Linked DNA regions of Homo sapiens: region 2 is linked to region 1. A link is an interaction called in ENCODE POLR2A ChIA-PET data of the cell type or tissue named here. Cell type or tissue: GM12878. All regions are shown on one strand. Each heading gives the region's core, and the rest is flanking DNA. Links, peaks and the distances in the headings are about the cores only.

What was found. ChIA-PET counts read pairs that join two places held together with the same protein. Peaks named below come from ENCODE experiments on the same cell type or tissue, not always from the same donor. Only the 100,000 strongest peaks of a DNase experiment are listed, where the experiment ranks them.
Region 2: POLR2A ChIA-PET joins it to region 1 with 6 read pairs; 2 of 35 experiments call an interaction of 5 or more read pairs at or near these places.

Annotation. Positions count from the first base shown.
Region 1 is chr12:90,015,308-90,026,427 of GRCh38, forward strand. It overlaps LOC105369890 (a long non-coding RNA gene), which reads left to right. Exons shown (of 13, transcript XR_001749246.2): 8 at 6,213-6,249. Among named protein-coding and RNA genes, the nearest start is that of LINC02399, 73 kb to the left of the region's middle. In GM12878, for the core only: no CTCF peak of the experiment used is centred there; no DNase peak of the experiment used is centred there.
Region 2 is chr12:90,169,358-90,180,477 of GRCh38, forward strand. No RefSeq gene overlaps it. Among named protein-coding and RNA genes, the nearest start is that of LINC02392, 120 kb to the right of the region's middle. In GM12878, for the core only: no CTCF peak of the experiment used is centred there; a DNase peak (open chromatin) is centred at 4,984.

The sequences.
Region 1 (11,120 bases), core at 2,981-7,980:
GTGACAGACTGTTTTGGAAGGAGCTAGAAATATCAGCTGGAAAAATGCTTGGCAACCACTTTAGAATGATTATCTGACTTTAGGAGGAAGGGAGAATACTGAGGTATTCCTCTTATCCAAATTTAGAAATGTCATGAAGGCACAATGAATCATCTCTCAGAGGCTCTAAAAACATTTTTCCCATACTAGGTGTTGCCTATTGTCTACCATTGCTGGCAGTTCTGAACCTCAGGATCACTCACCAACTCCCAAAGAAGCTACCCAGTTTGGGCAATTACAGGATCTGCTTCAGGGTTTTCTTTCCCACATTTTGGTGGACGTTGTGTCTGGCTCTCCAACCTCCATCCCACCCCTTGGATCCGTCTAAATCAATCAAGGTTAATCTCACCCACCTTGTCAGGCATGAGCTCAGTGTGGGCCTGTGCCATACAAGAAAGGGGACTTGGGAAAAAGAACTCAGCCTTTCTCTCCTGCTGAATGTGAACAGGGAAGCATGTTGCTCTGATTGCTGCTGGCAGCCATTTCAGGACCAGGTAACCAGCCATAGGAGGAAACAATGCTCTGATGGGCAGCTTGGAGAGATGGGAGGAATGGGTCCCTGAGGACATGATTGAGTCCCTGCAGCTGCCCCAACTCTGTAATTCCTCTTTTGCATTTTACTAAATTTCTTTATCATTAAGCTAGTTTAATTTGAGTTTCTGTTATTTGCAGCCAAAAACATTCTGACCAAACTCACTCATGACACTTCCCTACACTATCTTGTAGGCAGTTATTTATGTCAACGTGGGTGTCCCTATTAGGTTGTGCATAACTTGAGGGCAGCAGTCATGTTCCATCCATTTTTTTTCTTTCTTTTAAAACATTTAACGTAGTGTCTTGCAAATAGTCACAATTTTACTCTTTTTGATAAATAACAATGTTGAAAGCAATATACTCTGACAGCTTTTGGCCTCACTTAACAGCAGTGAAGCCCCTATTAAAAAACAGAATTTGCTTTTTTGATCTATAATTATAAAAGCCAATGCTTGGTAGAAATGAATAAAATCATGATCTTTCAGGATCTTTTTAGTGTTGTTCATGCAATTGTTGGATATAGAAAATCTTATTACAAATTAAATAATTGAATTATGTTTTCATAACATGCAACCAAGTACACTCCCCCTAGCTTTCCCTCTATAAGGACTAATTTCAGGCATCTGTTTGTACAGTGAAGATGAATTTTATTGGTGACAAATGCACTCCTGCATTAACAAATTAAGTGCATTCTCAAAGGGGAAAAAACAAACTCAGAGAAAATTGGGTTGTCTGTTCTTAAAGTCTAAAAAAGGACTTCTGTCCTCGGGGGACATTCGGCATTTTTGTAATCACATAGAAAGAAAAACATGTGCCTCTTGGGTATAGCATTAAAATAAATTAATTTTGCTGCCTTATTCATAATGGCTAACGGCAAATTGGGAGTGTTTATTTCTAGACTCTTCTTGCTCATAAAACCAGGTTTTCTTATGACCGCCTTCTCACTGAAGATGAATAGCTGTGTTAACTTATAGAAGATGAAGAATGTAGTACCTGTTCCTCCACTTGTGGCTTATTAATAATAGGTGAGTTGTCATGGGGACTAACAGGACCCTAAAGCCTCAGGATCTTGAATTCATATCGCTAGAACATCATCCTCTATTTTCTTCTCAGTTGTTCTTGGGATGCAAAATGTCTTCTACACCTTGGAGAAATGCTGCCTTGTGAACAGACTCTGGAGACAGTTGTTATCATTTCCCTCTTTCCAGCACAACTTGTGGTCATTCTCCCCCCATCCTGGCTGCTTTCTCCTAGCCTACACCAGGGTTTCCTTCACTTGTTCTTCCCAGATTAGCCTGTCTGCACATTCACTCGCCTGAAATCCTAGAAAATTTACTCACCCTTAAATATTTCTTTGGTGTTCTCCAAGATGGGTGTGGAGAGGCACCAATCTGTGGCAGGTATAGGTTAACATATATATAGTAGCTTCCAGTTAGATGGGGTGGCTATGGATTTCCATTGTTTTCCAATACAGAGTCTCATAATGTTAAATACTTGACTTTCACGATGTTGTAAGTATTGGAGAGGTGTGAATGACCTCTGCAATCACTGAGAAATTCTTAAGAATGGCAATTCTTCCCTGAATTTTACCAGCTGGAAATCTTATTTCATAAAGAAATGTTGCAATAATTGGAGGAAACCGTAATATTTTCTTACAAAAGAAATATGCTTTTGTAAATAAATAGCTGCCATGTGACCACAAGTAGATTTGTACAAGTCTAGAAATATTTTGAGGGCTCATAGATATGATTGTTGCTTTTGTGTTCCCTTTGATTTTTTTTTCTAAATTTATTAACAGTTATGGCATTTAGCTAAGAAACAATATTATCTAAGCCTATTTTGTAAATAGCCACATGTCCCATCGCCCAAGGTAAATAATTCTATCAGGTTGATTGCAGAATCCAGGTTTGTTTGTTTTTAAAATCTATTTAATTACATTGGACTTGTCTGATGGAATAGTTTTTATTTGCAAGACAGAGTTATGCATGGGAGAAACCAGAATAATCATACTTATAAGAGAAATTTGGGACAAAATACTAAACTAAGCTTCTTTTTTGAACTGCTCCCTAACATCTTGTCAGTTAGAAAACGGCTGAGTTGTAGCTGAAATGATGGATTCTTTTGCCTTGTCCTACCATGGGGCAGAAGTAAGGGGTTGAACATGAGAGACGAGTCTCACAAGGAAGAGACTGTTGTTTGCAGAGATATTCTGATTCAAAAGAATTCTTTATGTTCCAAGGAGAAACTGTTCTTTGGTAAAAATACTAATATGCGTCTTGAAACCATTTTTCTAACCTTTAGGTTAAATTTTAAATCAAGACTATGGAAAAAGAGGGTTGTCTTTTCATAACATATTTTTGCCCCCTAATCTGTCCTCCTGTTAGTTTTAAACATGATTAACCGTTTGACATAACTACCCAAATGACAGAGTGTTTGTATTAAATACATATTACAATTTATTTTCCCATATATAATTAGGAATAATCATTGCTGCCAGAATATAAAATGACACATCAATGATAAGTAGAGATAATAGCAGCTGCACACAAGAAAATGCATCTAAACACCTGAAGATTATAATTATATCTCTCTCCCACCCCTTATGTTTGTGTCATGATGCATCTTAGGTGGCATAGACCTTAGGTAGTCATTAAAGTCACGTGAGTATTCTACTAGTATCTACTGCAAATATATAGGTATCCCTTGAGCATATGCTTTTTCAATATTGAAAAATATCAATAACTGAGATAATAGGGAGTGCATTTTACCAAAATGAGAGCTCTCCTTAGGAATCTTAAGTTATACATCATCTTTGTAATTCATTGAATTCAATTGAATACCCACTCTGTGCTAAGTACACTACTAGTCACTTTGGAGGACACACAGAAGAATCACTGCTTCCCTTCAAGAGAGTTACAATCTCTGTTGGAGGTGGAGACAGGACAAGACAGAGCAAGGAAGAACAATTAATATCACACTTGTCTAATTTTTCTAAGTTGTATAGTTTCGAGAGTTTATGTGTTGTAGGAATTTGGAGAGAGGAAGTCAGGAGGGATGTGTAGAAGATGTAAGCTTGAGCTGAATTTTGAAGGTTAAGAGAATTTATATAGGTATAGATAGGTATCAGAGACATTTCTCAATATTTATAAGTATTTTGTGGCTTAGTCTTAATTAGATTTTCTTTCTATTTTCTGAGCTATATTATGTTCTTTCATTTAACCAACATTATCTAACCTTTATAGATAACTTCGTTTTGCTTTTAAGATTCAAAAGAAGTAAGAAGCATGGCCCCTAATGTGATCAAGTTGAACAATAGAACATAGATTCATCAAGCTACTTGGCAACAAATACATGGCAAAGGACTTTGGTTTTATCTGTATTTTAACTCCATTAGTACATGGACCATATGGCACTAACTTTCCTAGCATTTTCTCAACTCACAACTCGGGAAGTATGCACAGTAGGTTTAATAGTTTTCAAACAATCTGAAAACTTTTACTGGCTTAATTTTTGGGTAAAGTGTGGCAGACAAGTTTGTCAGAGTTTGTTTTTATTTGACTTGTTGAAAGTGATACTTAAAATATAACTGAAGTGGATTAAAAGAGATTTTATAAAACCATAGATTAACTCTTTAAGTGCAAAACACATACAAAATTCTGCAGGGTGAGTTATTATTTATGTAAAGCCATAGAGTTTTGAAAGCATTTTTGAACATGATATTTTATATTTGATAGTAAATGTTATTTTGTTCTTATTGGCTACTTATATGCTTTTATCTGCAAAACAAAAATTGGATATTTTAAATCAATGACTTTATTAGAGTTATTTAAGCAAAATATCTTAATCCAGTCTTGTCTAACACTATAGCTAAAGGCAAAGTATAATTTTAATGACTTAAAATGCTTTATGACTTTGACTTGTGCTGACTTATGTAAGGATAATACATTCCTATAAGAGGTGTTATGATTAGAAACTAGTGGCCCTGATTTTATCTTTAAGCTACCTGTAGTCCTTGAGGTCTTTTGGGGGCTATTCTTCATGAGAATAGTGCCTCCAAGGTCCCTGCTCATCCAGATATCACAGGGCAGAGAGGCCTAAAAAGAGTAGACCCTAAAATTCAGGGTAGACAAAACTGTTGTTGTGAGAGCAGCAGATTAGGGCATATGCACTTCTCCAACCTGGTAGAGCTATATAGAACCTGCTATTCCTGTGCTTCTGCAAGGGGACAATCTGTAAGGAGTACTAGGAATATAAACTCTTTTTGAGAGGTCCATCATGGGATCATCTTTGTGAATCGGCACAAGTGTTTTCATGGTTCCCATGACTTCAAAACCACAGCTCATGTTGTCCAGATGTTCCATGAGAATAAAAGAAGAAAAAAAAACTATGGTTTTATTGTAGGCTCCTGCATAATCACACCACTTAGACCTATCAGGGTGGCTTGATGTCAGCCTCAATCATATAAATACTGTTATAGGAAGTAAAATAATGTGGAGCTAATTAATTAAATTATCATTGATTCAAGTCAACAAGTAACATAATACTGTTAAGATACTATGTATTGTGAGCAATATGTGGATAATAAAAGAAAAAAATTATCCTCAGAAAGAGCTTAAAATCTCGTAGGAGACATTAGGACAAGTATTTACCCACTGTTACCAAAAAAGAGAGAGAGAGAGCTATGTGCTTTGAAGTTATGATAAAGTCCTTGAAGAAGGTAGAATTACAGAAGAGAGGTGTGGGGGTGGAGGGGGAGAGATCTCACTTCTGACTTGGGAACATCAGAAAAGGCTTCACAAAGGAGGCAGAATCCGAAATGAAACAAAAAGGGTGAGGAAAGCAAATGATGTGATTTTATGATTTTGCAATCAACTTTTAATTTAATTTAATTTTTGTCTTCAGAGTTCCATTCCTGGGATTTGTTAAAAAAAAATTCCTCTCCCTAGCAAGCAGACTTAGAAAGAAAGAAAAAAATATTGCTGGAGGGTCATAAAGTAATGATTGGGCTAGGTAGTAATGCCATCCAATAATTCGCTGGTCACTAAGTATAAAAACATGATACAGATTTTTATGCTGTGAATATTTAGCTACACCTGCCACTGATCATACTTTAAGAGAGGGGTAAAAGGACGTTTGTGTATACTGCTCATTTGGTTAACTGTGAAGAGGTTTGCATTATAATTACGTGACAATTACGTGTTACATTGGTTACTGTCATTGAATCCCTTCATGCTGGAGTAGTGCTGCTGCTGCTGCCCTTGCTGTGGAATGATAATATTACAAGGCTTGGAAAGGTCTTGCACAGCCCTGTCCCTTATGTTGTAGACGTCCAAACTAGAGGGCAGGGAGAGGAAAGGTCTCATGCTTGGTAGTAGAACTCTGATATTAATTCGGTTTTCTTGAGCTCAATTTCCTAGAATTCATTCCACTGGGCATAAAATACCTCCTTCATATTGTTTAGTATATCTACATGCCTCTTAGCTACTGAAATGGATAGTATCTGTAGTAATTGTAGCAATTTAGTAACTTGCTAGTTTGATCTGCTTTGTTCTTCATAGACTACTAGGAACCAATAAATATATTTCTGAAATAACAGTGTTAATGACATTGTGACATTGGTTTTTACTTCTTTTCAATAGATTCAGATATACATGAAAATCATTTTGCATAATGAAGGTAAGCTTAAAAACATTCTTAAAGTTCTACGAAAGCCTTGATATAAAGAGCAAGGTTTAAAATTTCTAAGAAGTCTTTCTATTTGAAGCCCCCCCCGCCCCCTCTCTCTATCAGTGATTTCCTTGGTTGTTCAGGTCTAATATTGACCATAATGCTACAAGCTCAATATAATAAATTATAAAAGCAACCTCATTTTATAATTTGCTACCTACTTTAAGGTGTACTTATTTTCATACTAATGCCTTATCTGCATGTGAAGCCACATGCGAAACATGTCTCATATTGCACTTTGACTTGTATTATGTGTCCATAAGTTCACCTGAACCCTGAAACAGTCAGAAAAAAATTATTGCAGATAACATTATAGGTTACTGAGTTTAGATCTATTGAACTTCTGAGGTTGTTTTATGATATATTGTGTAAACATAAAAAGGTCACTTTACCATGAAAGAAGTAAAGACTTTTATAAAAACTTGTTTTATTGCAGTAATCTTAGCTTCATAAAAAACTCATAGGTAGCATTAAAGGGCACTGAGTTTAGCAAGGAAAGGCATTGAGGTAACCTTTGTGCTTTGTGAAGACATTGATTAGTGCCAACTCTGCCCTTTGACTTAGTAATTGAAATCTTGGCATTTGATCTCAAGTAAGTAACGTAATAAAGAAAATATGTGCATGCAAAGTTATTTATTGCATCATTATCCAAAACTATGTATAATTAAAAAAAAGTTAATATCCAATAAGATGGAATTAGTTTAGTAATTTATAGCATATCCTCTTAGCCTCATAGGATGATGGAGCCAAGAGTAACTCTAAAATTTCATTCTCAAGTATTGTTATTATAACATTTCAACAATAAAATGTGACAAAATGTAAAAATAATAGAGTAATCTGCAAAATACACATGCTTTTTGTGAGCAGTGTTACTAGTCCTGATATGCCATATCACATCAGATTTTAAATGTGTAAACTACTTTAAATTGTTCAATTTTGAAATAAAAATGAGCAAATAAATGTGCAGTTTTGATTTCAAAACTAAACAAAAGTAAGCACTATTTTTCAAAGATATTGCTAAATCGCACCATTACAATAATAATATATAAAATTGTAAACCATAGTATAAACCTAGATTATGGTGTTTGCATAATGTTGCAAAATAGTGCCTGTAAAAAACTCAATGCTGCATCTTTCATTGCTAGTAATTTCTAATTATATGCCTGGTTCCTCCATGCACTGGAGCAATACATTTACTGCTTTTGAATAAATGCAGATACAACCACATGGACAAAGTAGTTCTCACTTGGCCTCAAGTTTTGTCTCCTTTTTTGAAGTCCACCACCACAGACACAGAATACTCTAAAAGCCAATATACTTTTAGGAGGCACTTGGAAGAAAAAATGTTTCATTGAAATTTAAAAACTTCATATGAGAAACCAAGAGCAAAGCCAAGTAGGTGGAGGTGCTGAGTTTCTACCCTGAACCAGAGAATATGGAGGATTCACCACGCCTTTGGGGCAGCTTTCCTTTCCTCATGAAGAGGACTTTTGAATTCTTGCTAGGCTTAATTAAGGGAGGAGCTCTGGGAGGATTTTCAATGAAAAGCCTGAGTGTGGATGCTAGAGAGGGTCCTCCTCCTTGTCGCCCTGCAATTGAAGCCTGGAGCGGGAGATTAAGTCCCCCAGAGGGGTGAAGGGTTCTAAAAAAAGGAGGGACTGGCATGCTGCTCTGCTTCTTGTTTGGAATTCCAGAAGGAGACACCTCCCAGACTCTATATCCATGTGGGGCTGCCTTAGTAGATGGAGATGGTGATGTGCTACTTCACACAGAAGGGTCTGAGTCACCCCTTCCTCTGCCTCACCCTCAAACCCCTTCCTCCCTGGATGCATCTAGGAAACCTGAAACATTGTGCCTGAGGGGATTTAAACTATAATTGAAAACTGTGAGATGTCTGTCTGCCAGGGGTTAGTGGGGTGATTGGGAGGTGAGGCCTCAATGGTCAAGATCCAGGCTAGAGGGTCTCAGAGGATCAGCAGTTTTAGCAAGGGCTGAAGGGGAGCAGAGCAGCAAGACAACTGAGCTTTTTGAGCAAAGCTTGATGGATGCTTGAGTCTGGAGACAAAGCCCTATTACCATCTGTCTCCTGGGCTAAAACCTAAGACCTGGAGGCTGAACTACACAGGCCAGGCCAGAGGAGGACTCTCAGACCAGAAGCTCCTGCCCCTAAGCCAGGATGATACATAAGCCCTGAGAATTTAGATCTCTTCTAGCAGAAAGGAGAAAGGCAGCTGGGTGAGGATGGAGAGGAGCAGTATTCCTTTCCCACCATTAGGAGAAAGAGGGGTTTTTGTCCTAGGTTATTCTAACAATATAGAAATTTATGTTTTTATTTTTGTTCAGCTGTCTTTTTGTGCCTCAAGAAATAAATACCTGCTAAAGCCATGGTTTGTGTATATATATATATATATATATATATATACATGTGTAAGTCTCGGAGAGAATGAGATTTTATTAGTGATTTCTTGCCCTGGGAAAACACATTGAGGCCTAAATTATAGTGGATCAGGGATGGATGAACCAGTGGAAAGGATACGGGGGAGTAGATGAGACTGGGAGAAAGAGGGAGCTTAGCAGGATGGATAAGATCTTGTTGGTAATCTCAAATTCGGTTTTTATCCAAACAAGGTTGTAGCCCTGGAAGCCAGGGAGTTGCTGGAAATGTGTCTGATCTGGGGTAAATCGGGGTTGGTGTGGTGTAGAGGAGCAAGCAACCTGTCTAGATAGCATAGGGCCCGGATATAGGAATTCAAGAGATTCAAAAAAAAGATTACAGGCCATGGTATTTGAGGCATATTGCCTAATGGTTTATTTTTATGATTTGTGTTTCCTACAAATGCCAGGAATGCAATTGGTTGGCTCCCGGGCATTTGGAAGGAAATATTTGCAGCTGGTTAATAGCAAAATAAACAGTTGCAAGTATGCTCTGCAATTGGATGGAGAGAGGGCTGACAGGGACAGAAAGGGGAGGCTAAAAAGAGAAGTATGGGATGCAGCAGAGTGTTGCCGGAACAGTGGAAAGTTTAGAGTCGAATGCGTCTGGGTTGAATCTGAGGAATTCTGTTTACTTACTGTATGTGGCCTTGGGCCAGTCAATTTTTCTCATCTGCAAAATGGGGATAATCACATTTACATTGCTGGGTTTTGGTAAGCATTAGGATTATTAGGATTATGTGTATAAAGCATGTAAATCCTTCTCTGGCACCTATCCAGCAGGTGCTTGGTAAATGATAGTTATCAATAGAAAAAGATATATTTATTTTTTTCTGGAGGGGGACTTTTTTTTTAATTACGTCTTTTTGTTTCCTTTGTTTCTTGTGTTTTTACCTATTGTATTAGTTTTCTGTGGCTGCTGTAACAAATTACCATAAATCTAGTGGTTTAAAGAATAATTTTACTCTCTCACAGTTTGAGAGGCCAGAAGTCTAAAATTGAGGTGTTGTCTACCTCCAGAGTGGGGAGGGGGAGAATCCTCTACTTCTTCCTCTGGTGGTGGTTGGCATTTCTTTGTTTGTGGCTGCACCGCTCCCTGCTCTGTCTTCATAGTCTTCTCCTCTGAGTGTCTGTGTCTAATCTCCCTCTGCTTCTCTTTTTTTTTTTTTTTGAGACAGAGTCTCGCTGTGTCACCCAGGCTGGAGTGCAGTGGCGTGATCTCGGCTCATTGCAAGCTTCGCCTCCCAGGTTCACGCCATTCTCTTGCCTCAGCCTCCCGAGTAGCTGGGACTACAGGAGCCCGCCACCACGACCGGCTATTTTTTTGTATTTTTAGTAGAGATGGGGTTTCACCGTGTTAGCCAGGAAGGCCTCGATCTCCTGACCTCATGATCCACCCGCCTCGGCCACCCAAAGTGCTGAGATTACAGGCATGAGCCACCGCTCCCGGCCTGCTTCTCTCTTATAAGAGTCCATGTGATTGCATTTAGGACCAACCCAGATAATACAGGATAATGCTCCTGTTCAACATTCCTAATCAGGTCTTCTGCTATATAAGGTAATGCTCACTCTTTTTTCATATAAAGTGATAGTCACAGGTTCTGAGGATTAGAAATGGAATATATATTTGAGGGGCTATTTTTTTTCTGTCTAGCAAATCTTTTTAAATATTTTAAGAAAATTTTATAAAAAATCCAGCCTAACAAGTAAGGTTCTAGAAAACAGTTTGACTTTCCTTTAAAGTGGGCTGAGGAAATGGTGCGCATGGAAATGGGGAACTTAGTTTTCAGATTTAAGAAAGGAAGCCAAAAGATGAGCACCTGAAATAAAATACCACCATTTGGAAAAATGAGAAGAAGATTTGAAATAATGATGATATCTTTTAAAAATGCAGTATCATTTACTTTCCAAATTATTCCAACACATTTAGCTCTGCAGTGAATCCCTAGAAATCAAATCTTATTTTGCTACTGATTTTGACTATATCCTTGGAATTATCCATCTGTGGAAAAATCTTCTCTGTGATCTTAACTGAAACTGTGTTTACAAAGAGCTGGGACCCTTCTCATAGCATTGTTATCAGTTCAGACACTGACATTCTGAATGTTACAGTGCTTTTCTTGTGCCCTCCTAAAAATTTCCCCAAATTATAGAAGTGCCTCCTTGACTGGGGAATCATTGAACTGTGTATTTGTAGTGCCTCTCAATGGACGTCGTAATTTCCAATAAAGTTGGACTTCCTTGATGATCACCAATATTAATATTTAAGTATGACCATATTTAAATATGACATTTGGACTTCAGTGACTTATAAAGCATATTTTCTCCCTATTTATTATTGTTTAATAATTCTATATTTTAAAATGAAGGATGTATATGCAACTAGG
Region 2 (11,120 bases), core at 2,444-7,443, 150 kb after region 1:
TCAGTAAAGAGGTAAGGGAAATAATATTTTGCCTGAAGATAATAGGATGACCATAGAAAATTGTATGTCATGGAAAATGTAATTCTATTACAAAGCTGTATATATTTATGCATTGAAAGTAAGATATTTCGACCATTATATGAATCATTCACATCCCCAAATACACTTCTGACTTAGTTATTCATAATCGTAGGAAGGAGTTGTTGGTTTAAATTACAGAGAAAATTTATTTTCATTGCTTTTGTGAGTACCAGGTAAACATTTGTTTAATTTGCATGTGTTTTGCACAGTTCTGCTGTCTCTCCACTTAGACTATATGCCGCTTGTATATCTAGGAATGGCAGTTCATATTATTCATATTACCTTGCAGAACATACTACAACTGTTTATTCAATGTTAATTGCTATCAGATTTCCAGAATCTTCCCAAATCTACTTTCCCCAATTCTGCCAATGCAGAACCTGAAATGTCAGATCCAATTCTCCTGAAGGACAGGGCAGAGTAGAAGAAAGATGGTTAGGTGGGAAGTAGTCTGACAAATCAGATGCCTTCAGGCCTAGGCCTTGTAAAGTCACCCACAGTGTGCCAGAGATAAAAGTCTACAAAGACTAAACCAAGAACAAGGGACAGAGGCAGATGATAAGCACGGAGAATAGCACCAAGCAATGGAGATGCTAGTATGAGTAGTGGGTCCAGAAATTAAGCTAAAGGCTGGTCTTAATACATGCATACAATATATGTGACTCTTGGATTTCAGGTGCTCACTACCATTGTGAGTGGAAATAGTGGCTACAGTTAAAGGCCCAGGGCCACAGTTGGCAGAGTACAAGTATGAGATCATGGATATTATTAGAAATTAAAACTAGAGGGTTGAGTAAATAGGGTTCCCTAGGTGGATGGCCTCAGACTATTCCTATCAAGTTTTTGCACTGTTCTTGGTAGAACTAGCCAGGGTAAACAAGATTGAACTTATAGTCATTCTCTCTCTTCAAAAATATTTAGCCATTTGCCCAACTAGCTTTCTCCCTTCCCTTTAGAAGACCATCTCTTATTCCTCTGAGATATTCAAAAATTTTATTTCCTATTAACTTTAGTGTGACAGTTTTCTTGTGTAGCATGTTTAGTTTTCCACATCTGTCTAACTTATATTTGTAGGCACTAAACCTCCTTTAATTCTTTGAATTGAATCTAGAACTCTCAGTTCTCAGCAGATAATAAGAGCAAGCAAGCCCACTGAGCTCTACAAGATGAAAATTTGACCATTGAGCAAGAAATCTCTGTCATTTTTTCCAGCCAAATAACTTGATAGCACTTGATACACTGGTACTAGAAATATTTCTGTTGGTTTAGCAAATGCAGAATGAGAAAGGAACAATAATAGTACCAAGATTTATGGTTTACCTTCTTGTGAACAATTTCCTTCGTTCCTTCCTTCTTTCCCTCCCTTCTTTTTTTCTTTTTCTTTCTCTCTTTTCTTTTTTCTTTCTTTGCTTTCTTTCTTCTTTCTCTTTCATCTTTCTCTTTTTCTTTCCTTCCTTCCCTCCCTCCCTCCCTTCTTTCTTTCTCTTTCTTTCTTCTTTTCTTTCTTTCTTTTCTTTCTTTCTTCTTTCTCTTTCTTTCTTTTTCTTTCTTCTTTCTCTTTCTTCTTTCTCTCTCTCTCTTCTTTCTTTCTTTCTCTCTCTTTCTTTCCTTCCTTCCTTCCTTCCTTTTTTATTCTTTCATGGAGGTACTCTCTAATTTTCTCCTCAATAAGAAAAACTAACAAAATAACCTGCCTCTACTATTAGTAATTCTTGGTGGGCAAAGTTAAAAATAAATGAACCATACGATTTGTAACCCTTGAGTGTGAAAACTCTTGTTTCCAAGCAATCTGTTCTCTCTTTCTTTCTGGGCACATAACTGTCCTGTGAGGCTATTTAACATTTAACCTAAGTTAAATTAGTGGTTACCTAAGTGGTTAACCTAACTGGTTTAACCTAAGTGGTATTAACCTAAGTGGTTAGCTGTAGCCACTTAGGTTAAATGTTATTATTAATGAATAACAAATAAAAAATAAATAAAATAAAAATAAACTTATTAACAAATATTCATTAGTGAGGAGTCAACATAAGTGATGTACATAAATTTTATCTCATTCCTAAGGAAAATCACGAGACTTAGACCCTTTCTCTTTCCCTCATTTGCAATGGACAAACAGGAGTAGGTTCATATTGATCTTAATGGTGGAAAGACCATGAACAGAGCAACCTTGGAGGCCCCTTGGAGATGGCAGAACTGCTGCATCAGCCTGTGTGCCTGAATAACTCTGTGGAACAGACCCTCTTAACCCCTTTTAACTGTTACAACATGGCAAAATAACTGTCCATTTATTTGAACTACTTTATTTTGAGGAGTTTTTGTTACAGTAGCTTAGACCTTATCCTATTAATAGATTGAGTGAAAATTAAGTGGAAACCATTTTCCCTGACTGCAAAGCTCATCTTGAAAGAAATGGAAATGAACCGAAGGTACCAAACTTTGAGAATTAGAACCAAGAGAATCTGACTTCTTTCTGAATGGGTAAGGAACAAAGTTTCTGGAAATTTCAAGAGGAGCTATAAGAAGTATTCATTATAAAACTTGATGTGTGTTTTGTGGAAATAGAAGAATCAAAAGTAAGTTGGGCTCTCTTTTATCAGCTGGATTTTCATTTCAGAGAAGAGTGGAAAAGACATTCTTAGAATTTAAGTTTATAAAATGTTTCAAGGCAGTGAAGGGGAAGATACCAATTCCAAGTGTATTTTTGAAATGTATTTTTGTATAAGTTTTCCAACTGCAGTCTAGTGACCTAATATTTTCTAGGTGTTGTCTATGGAGATGAGTTTGTTTGGTTCAGGGTATGGAGTACTAAAAAGAATTCAAAGAAATACATAAACTATTTGCCCTTCAGCTGTCATTTTCCATTTATTTGCACACAGTTTGAAAGTGCTCAAATAGATCTCAGAAGTCTTAAGAGATGAAATATCAGAATGACTTTAAACAAGCTCAGTAGATGTTTTGTTGTGGTGTTATTTGCCATTTGTGCTTACCTTTCCTGATTAAATTGTGCCTTTCTTTAGGTCAGAAATGTATCACATCCTTAACAGTTCTAAGAGTTGCAGTCTCTTCCTCCCATAAAACATTTTTCTAAACATCAAATTTCCTATAATCATTGGGCACATATACTAGGTACATGCCTAGAAATATTAAATGCTATATATATCCACTTAGATATCTTTGGAAAAAATTGACTTGTTAAAATGGTCTAATAGAAAAACATCAAGGGAAAGTTCTTAGTGTACAGTCCTGCTTCCCAAAATAAGTTTTTAATAGCGTTGATTACGCAATTGCATGTTCAAATTGACAGCTTTGCTGTATTTTTTCAAGATGTAGATTTCTTTCTGTGTGTAGGTGCTATAAAGTATTCCGGGAGCTATTTTGCTAAAAATAAGCCATCTGTGTCAATAGTGAGTGCTCAATGTACAATCTGATATCATTTGCACCTGCAAAAGTTCAAGAAAGGTAAATGCAGGTGAGATGAAAAACCTTTTTACATAATTGAATGACATATCTTCCCAAGTCTTATTTATTAAGCTAGCTTGGTTCCCCTTAATAAGCTGCTGCCCACCAAATCACAGATTCCTCAAATATTAGATACAATGGCAGAATGCAGAAGTGGTACCAGGTAGAATTCATAGCCAAGGTGTTGATAAGATTGGTTTCTTCTGGAGGTTGAAGGAGAATCTGCTCCTTCCCTCTCTCCTGTTCTTTCCTCTCTTTTCTGTTGGTTGCTGGAACTCATTGACATCTCTTGACCTGCAGTTGCATCACTCCATTCTCTGCATGCACCATCATGTGGCATTCTCCCTGGGTGTGTCTGTGTCCCAGTGTATTCACATGGATACCAATTATTGAATTTAAGGCTCACCCCAATCCAACATGACTTCATCTTAACTTGATTACTGCCAAAACACGATTGCCAAATTAGGTAAGATTTACAAGTATTGGGAGTTAGGATTTCATATCTTTTTTTTAGGGGACACAATTCAACCACAACACTTTTATTTCCTATTCCACTTTAAACAGTTCACTATAAATTTTTTTTTCAGAAAATCAGTTGTAGGAAATAAAAGTGTCTGTAGGTAACCTCTGCTATCAGCCTGGTAATACCAATGTCCTTTGAAGCAACGGTGTGCAAAAGAGGCTCCAATTCTTTCTTAAAATGGAAAAGAGAGCAAGACACAAATCAGCATCTCAAAAAATTATCCTGTCACTGTGATGGAATGGTATCTTGAGTGATTGCTTTGCATTTTCTTCACTGTAGCTCAGGAACTGGTGCCTCTCTTTCCAACCGTACAACAGAGACAACATAAAAGTCCATGTCAGATGTTTCTTTCTCTGCTTGTTGACAAAACCACATTAGTTATGAGCATGTCACCTTTCCTTGGAGAATGAGTTCTGCTCAAACTACCCATCTATAAATTTGCTTGTGTATGATGAATGAGAGACAGAGTAGAATTGCCTGGAATCAGATGTCCTAATCAACTCAGAGCAGAGAGGGCAATAAGTAACAGGGTGCAGAGGGAAAAAAATCAGAGAAAAAATGGGAATGCTAAGGTTATCAGCTGAGAAAAAAACAGAAATAAAGAAATGTCACTTCTAATTGCTCCTAATGCAGTAAAACATGGTCACTGATTAGGGAATCCAAGCAGAAAAGTCTCTTTTGGGTCCAGATGGTGAGAGTTAAGGCTATTATGTGTATTAAAACACCATCTGTATTTTTGAGAACACTAACAGTATATTCCAATATCCAAGGAGAACCGGTGTGGATTTCTGCTTGCTCTAATTGCTGCAGTACCTGAAATGTATTCACAGCTTCTCCATCTGCACCACATTTCTGATGCCTGCCATGCACCATTTGACAATCTGCAGTGCTATGCTCTTTCTGTGACCCCATCTTTCCCACTGCATCATTTAGCTCAAATACATTCAGCCACAAAGGCTTTCCAAATCATTCACTTAGTGACCAAGGACAGAGTTACCTACCACCCACCGGGGAATGAGTCATCATATCATGAAGGCTGTGGAAAAAACAGACATTTGTCAACAGGTTCTGTGTGTTGTAGAAGATGAGTTCAAATGTAGGACACCACACAGATTTAGTGGTGCATAATAGATGAATAAATTTTTGACAACAAATGTCAGGCATCTTCAGAATCTTAAACAATAAGAAAATGGAAACTTAAATGTTTGTTATTAAATAGTCACTGTGGGATCCCCATTTAATAATCAAGGTTCAAAAAAAATCAAAGCTCTTTGCTCTGCCAGCATTACACTCTAAAAAATAAGCAAAGGGAAGAAGCTCTTGAGCCATTGAGAAATATTCTGGGTTTATCCTATCACCTCACAGTGTTTCTGGGATCAAGACTGGCTTATAAACAAATTGTGAGTTAGGTAAAGTTTGTTTCTTGCATTCTCACCTTTTGTGCTTCCACTAATTGGAAATTGATTTTCTTTTTACCCTTCTATCTCCCAAGCTTCATCAGGACTGCAGTGAATGAATTATCTTAAAAGTGATTCTTCAAGCAATTGCAATTGTTAAAAAAAAAAAAAAACAGGAAAATGCAGATAAGCAAAGGAAAATAAATTATCTGTGATCCAATTGCCAGCAATATCTACTCTTAACATTTTGGCATATAATATTCTGGGCTTTTTGTGTATATGTAGTCACAAACATTTTGCTTTGCACTCACTTTTGTAGCCTATATTGCTCACTTAAGTAGCTTTCTAAATCCATATATGCCCATTTTCATTTTTAATCAAGGCATTGGCTAACATTGCACAATTTAGTTAAGCTTTTTCCATGTTTTCGGTATTATAAATGAGGTGGAAGTATTTAACTTTATTGGATATTTTCCTCAGATAAATTGTAAACTGTGGCCCATTGGGTCATGGTCCTTCTGATATAAGTTGCTCAAATTCATTTGAAAAAGTTTGTATTAATTGACACATCCATGCAGAGTATCCGTTTCCATAGTAGGGATTATTATGTTCTTATGTTCTTGTTTAATCTGATAGGTGATAAATGATAAATTATTATTGTTTTTAATATGAGTCTCTCTTTTAGAGACTGGGTCTCTCTCTGTGGCCCAGGCTGGAGTGCAGTGGCAAGATCATAACTCACTGCAATAGTAAACTCCCAGGCTCAAGCGATCCTCCGTCCTCAGCCTCCCTAGTAGCTGGGACTATAGGCATGCACAACCATCCCTGGATAATTAATCAATCTTTCTTTTTCTTTCTTTCTTTCTTTCTTTCTTTCTTTCTTTCTTTCTTTCTTTCTTTCTTTCTTTCTTTCTTTCTTTCTGGATAATTAATCTTTCTCTTTCTTTCTTTCTTTTCTTTCTTTTTCTTTTTTTTAGATAGGGTCTCATTATGTTGCCCACGCTGGTCTCAAACTCCTGGCCTCAAGTGATCCTCTTGCCTCATCCCCCCCAAAGCAGCACTGGGATTACAGGCATGAGCCACCAGGCCTAGCCTTTACTTTTCTTCTTTCATGAACTGGCTACTCACAGGCATTTCCAAGTTTTGAATTTGTGGTATTATCTTTCTGATCCATTTGCAAGACCTTTTTATGTGTTAGTAATATAATTCATTGATGTATCATACACAATTTATATATTTTTCTCAGTTTGTTTCTTGTCTTTAACTTTGTGGGTCTTTTTTGATGGATATTTTATATTTTTTCAAGGCTAGATCAATTAATTTTTCATTTTTGGCTTACCTTTTAGCTTTCCTTAACACAGAGATATATAATATTTATCTTTTTTTTCAATCTGGGACTTTTACCCTTCTACTTTTTCCATTTAAATCATTAATTCATTTGGAATTTAATTTGACTTAAGGTGCAAGGTCAGCCAGATGTGTTGGCTCACACTTGTAATCCCAGTACTTCGGGAGGCTGAAGCAGGAAGACTGCATGAGCCCAGGAGTTTAAGACCAGCCTGAGCAACATAGCAAAATGCAGTCTCTACCTAACAGCAACAACAGAAGTACAAGCTAAGAATCTAAATTTGTCACATTGTAGTTAGCCAAAATTTTTCGCTACTTTTTTTTCTGATTTAAAAATGCTTCACTTATCATTCACTAAACTCTTATCAGTTGTATGATTTATGTGTTGATTTCTATTTGTATTTTATTTCTATTTTGGCACTGGTGTCTCACCCTTCTGATCATTGTTACTTCATAATACAATCTGCTATCTAATAAGTTATAATTTTTCCATTATTATATACTTCCAATTATTACTTTTTGCTTTTATAAATAGAGCAGATAAAATTATTCATCATAATGTAGAAATGATTAATATAACCTAAAGTATTATCCCTTCTGAGAATATTTGCATTAACTCAAAATATGCTTCAAATTCTCTGGTGGGAGGTATATTCTGGTTACAAAGCAATTTCTGAGTGTTTCTATTGTCACCATATGTAGCTTATGCTTTTTCTAAAGACTAACCATGTTGTGAAGATGAAATGAGAAAATATAATTGAAACAGAACAAAGAATATAGTAGGAACTTAATTATTGAAATTTTGGCCTTGAAATCTCAAATAAAGGGATTTTACATTAGTTACTACCTTATTTTGTACATATGCCATAGACATAGTGAGTTTTCCATTTTCTTTTCTTTGAGATAAGAAATGGGAAAATAAAACAAGGGAAAATATAAGATATCTCTGCTTTCAGGGTGCTTTTTTTCTGTAACAGTTCTTGGGTTTCCACTAACTTGCTTAATAGAACGTGTAGTAATAAATATAAACTACCATTTGTAAAATGTATACATGCTCTAAACTCTTTCTATATATAATTTCTAATCCAGACAAATACCTTGTTTGTTGGTTGTGAATCCTGAGGTCCAGATATTTAGTAATTTCAGATTCCCTTCTAACAAATCAAGTCTGTCAGACACTGGAAGCCAAGTCATGCTTCTTTCACTATGTGGTAATGTGTCTCATGGAAGTGTTTTAAACTCGGAGGAACTTGGTATATTTTGGACTTCCATACTTTGTTATTTTAATACAATGTTTTCTGAATTGTAACACAGTTATTGTATTGGACAGTTTTTACTGCAATAATGCTGCATAACAAACAATCCCCAATTCCAGTGGTTTGCCATAACCATTTTTATTCCTTGTGAAAATATCTGTAGGTCAGCTGAAGTTTTTCTGAGCTTGGTTGAACTTGATTGGATTCAGCTGGGGGCTTATCTGCAGTTCAGGTTGGGCTTTCCTCCACGTATCCCATTGTAGAACAAGCACAAGTTAGAGCATGCTCTTCTAACTGTAATGGTGGAAGCACAAAAATTCAAGTCAAATTACATAACAGCACTTAAAGTGCTCATGTCACATTTGCTACTATTCCACTGGCCAAAGCAAGTCACATGGTTAATGTTGACAGCAACAAGGAGAGAAAATATACTTTGCCTGTTTTAAAGGAGACATACCTAAGCATCCTGGCAATTGCATGGGTTACATTTCCATAGGAAAGAGAGATAGGAGAATGGATACAATAATTCAGTCTATCACTGACACCTTTCAATTATCCAATAAAATATTGTAAATTTTCTAAATATGTTTAGTAGAACCCCTGGGAAGTCTATGTAGGTAAATCTTTATCTTTGTTCTAACCAGAGCAGTTTTGCTTTTATCAGTCTTATATATTAGGCTTCAGTAAACATTTATTATGAACAAAAGGTAAATAAATTCATGCTTAGAAACCACTGGCATAAGGGATTAATACTAGCAAAAAATCAGGTATGTGAATTTGAGATAGTCCATTTTATAGTTAATTTACTTTCTTTTTCTGCTGTAAGTGGATGAGACTAACTTGTGCTTCACAGAGAAGAGGTTTGTCAGAATTGTTAAAATTCTGATTAGGGCACTTTCTAGCTGTGTCACGTTGCTATACTTAACCTCTTTCTGCGCTTTACTTTTTTTCAACAATAAATTGAGAATAAAAATATCTAAAGCATAGGGTTATCGTAACTAATAAGACAATGAATCCATAAAGAATATTTCGGACAATGCTAGTATGGAGGAAAATAACAAACTAGTGATACTTACAGGAGACCCATCATTAAGTAGAATGGTAGAGAAAGGTAGATCTGATCTTGCTGTTAGAAGTAGCCATTCATGTGAGACAACCTAATTATTATATTGTATTCTTTCAAAAATATTTTTATACAACTTGAAAACACAAAATAATGTGTATTTTATATATGTGTGTGTGTGTGTAGAAAGTATCAAAATGAACACCTATAACTCATCACTGAACCTAAGAGCTTAAATGGTACCAGTGCCTTTGCATCAATCTGTGTGCTCCTTTTCATCCTAACTCTCTGCCTTAACACACGCCTCCCAATTATAATTTCTATGTAGTGTACCATAATGGTTAAGAATGCAGTCTGAGCCAGACTAATTGCAATAAGCATGTTTTTTGAATCCTCTTTGCCTCAGTTTCTAAATTGGTATTTTGATGATCATTATATTTTCCTCATGTAAGAATTGTATTGTTTAATATATTTGTAGCATACATAAGGAGGCCTTATAAATAGTAGGCAGTGTGTAAGTTTTAATTGTTAACTATTATTATCATCATTGTTATTAGTGACATACATATGTCACTAAGCAATCTATTGTATGGCTTTGCTTGCTTTTGAGCATTACAAAAATGGAATAATAATCTTAATGTCCTCTTTTGTGACTGACTTTAGAACTCAACATTATGTTTCTAAATGTCGTCTTACATGTCGCATAATTTTCCTCATCAGGATTTATTCATTTTCTTGTTGATGGATATTTGTGTTGCTTCCATTCAAATAGTTATTTTTATTATGAATGATGTTATTATAACCATTGTTGTACATGCCTACTAGTGTGTACATGCAAGGATTTCCCTAAGATCATCCCTTGAAGTAAAATGGGTGGGCTATGGGAACTTTGAAATGTTCATCTATGTAAGATGGGACCAAATTGTTTCCAATGCAGTTATGTCAAATTATACTTCAACCAGTGATCCACTGTGGTATTAATTTACAATTCTGTAATTACACGACAATATATTTGTATTTGTATTGGCTCTTCATGCTTCTTATTTTGTGATATTCCTACTCTTGGTTTTTATGCCAGTTTTTCCTTGGGTTATTTTATTCTGTTTATTGAGTTGTAGAAGTTATTTATTCTTTGAATGCTAATCCATTATTGGCTATGTATGTTACAGATACTGTCTCTCACAATGGGTTGATTTTCACTTTCATCACAGTGCCTTTTTATACATAAAATTTCTTAATTTTAATACAAATTTATCAATCTTATCTCTAATGGTTAGCATTTAAAAAAATTCCCTAACCCAAATTTAAAATTTGTTCTCACGTAATTTCTATCAAAATTTTAAAGTTTTCCCTCTTACATTTAAGGATTTATCTATCTTGCATATATTTTTGTCTATGGTATGTGGTAGGAATCTTATTTGATTTTATCCATATGTATAAATGAATTGTATTAAATTTTTCTTCTTTCCGTCATAATCTTCAAGGTAATTTTTGTAATATCCTGAGTTTGCATATATACGTGGTCCTATTTGGGGCTCTGTCTGTTTTTTTTTTTTCTTTTTCTGTTTCACAGGTTATTTGTTTTTTTACTCCGGCACAACTAATCCTCTGTATTATTTACAATAGCATTGTAATAAGATGGTATCTGGTAAAGCAAGTAGCTCCTCTTTATACTTCATCTTGAACAACATCTTAACAACTAATAGGATTTTGCTCATCCACATACATTTGAAAATCAGCTTGATATTCCAAAGTTTAACTACAGTAGATAGCAGTATGAATTTCTTTTTGTTTATTCTATTTAGAATTAATTTGGTCTCTTAAATGTAGATTGATATTTCTTAGTTCTGCAAAACCTCAGCCATTACTTATTCAAATTCACTTATCCCTCATATGATCTATCTTTTCTTCTTGAGACTCTGGTAAAATGTATTTTTAAAATTCTCATTCTGTTTTCTATATCATTTAAGCTATTTGTTGACATTTTCATCTTC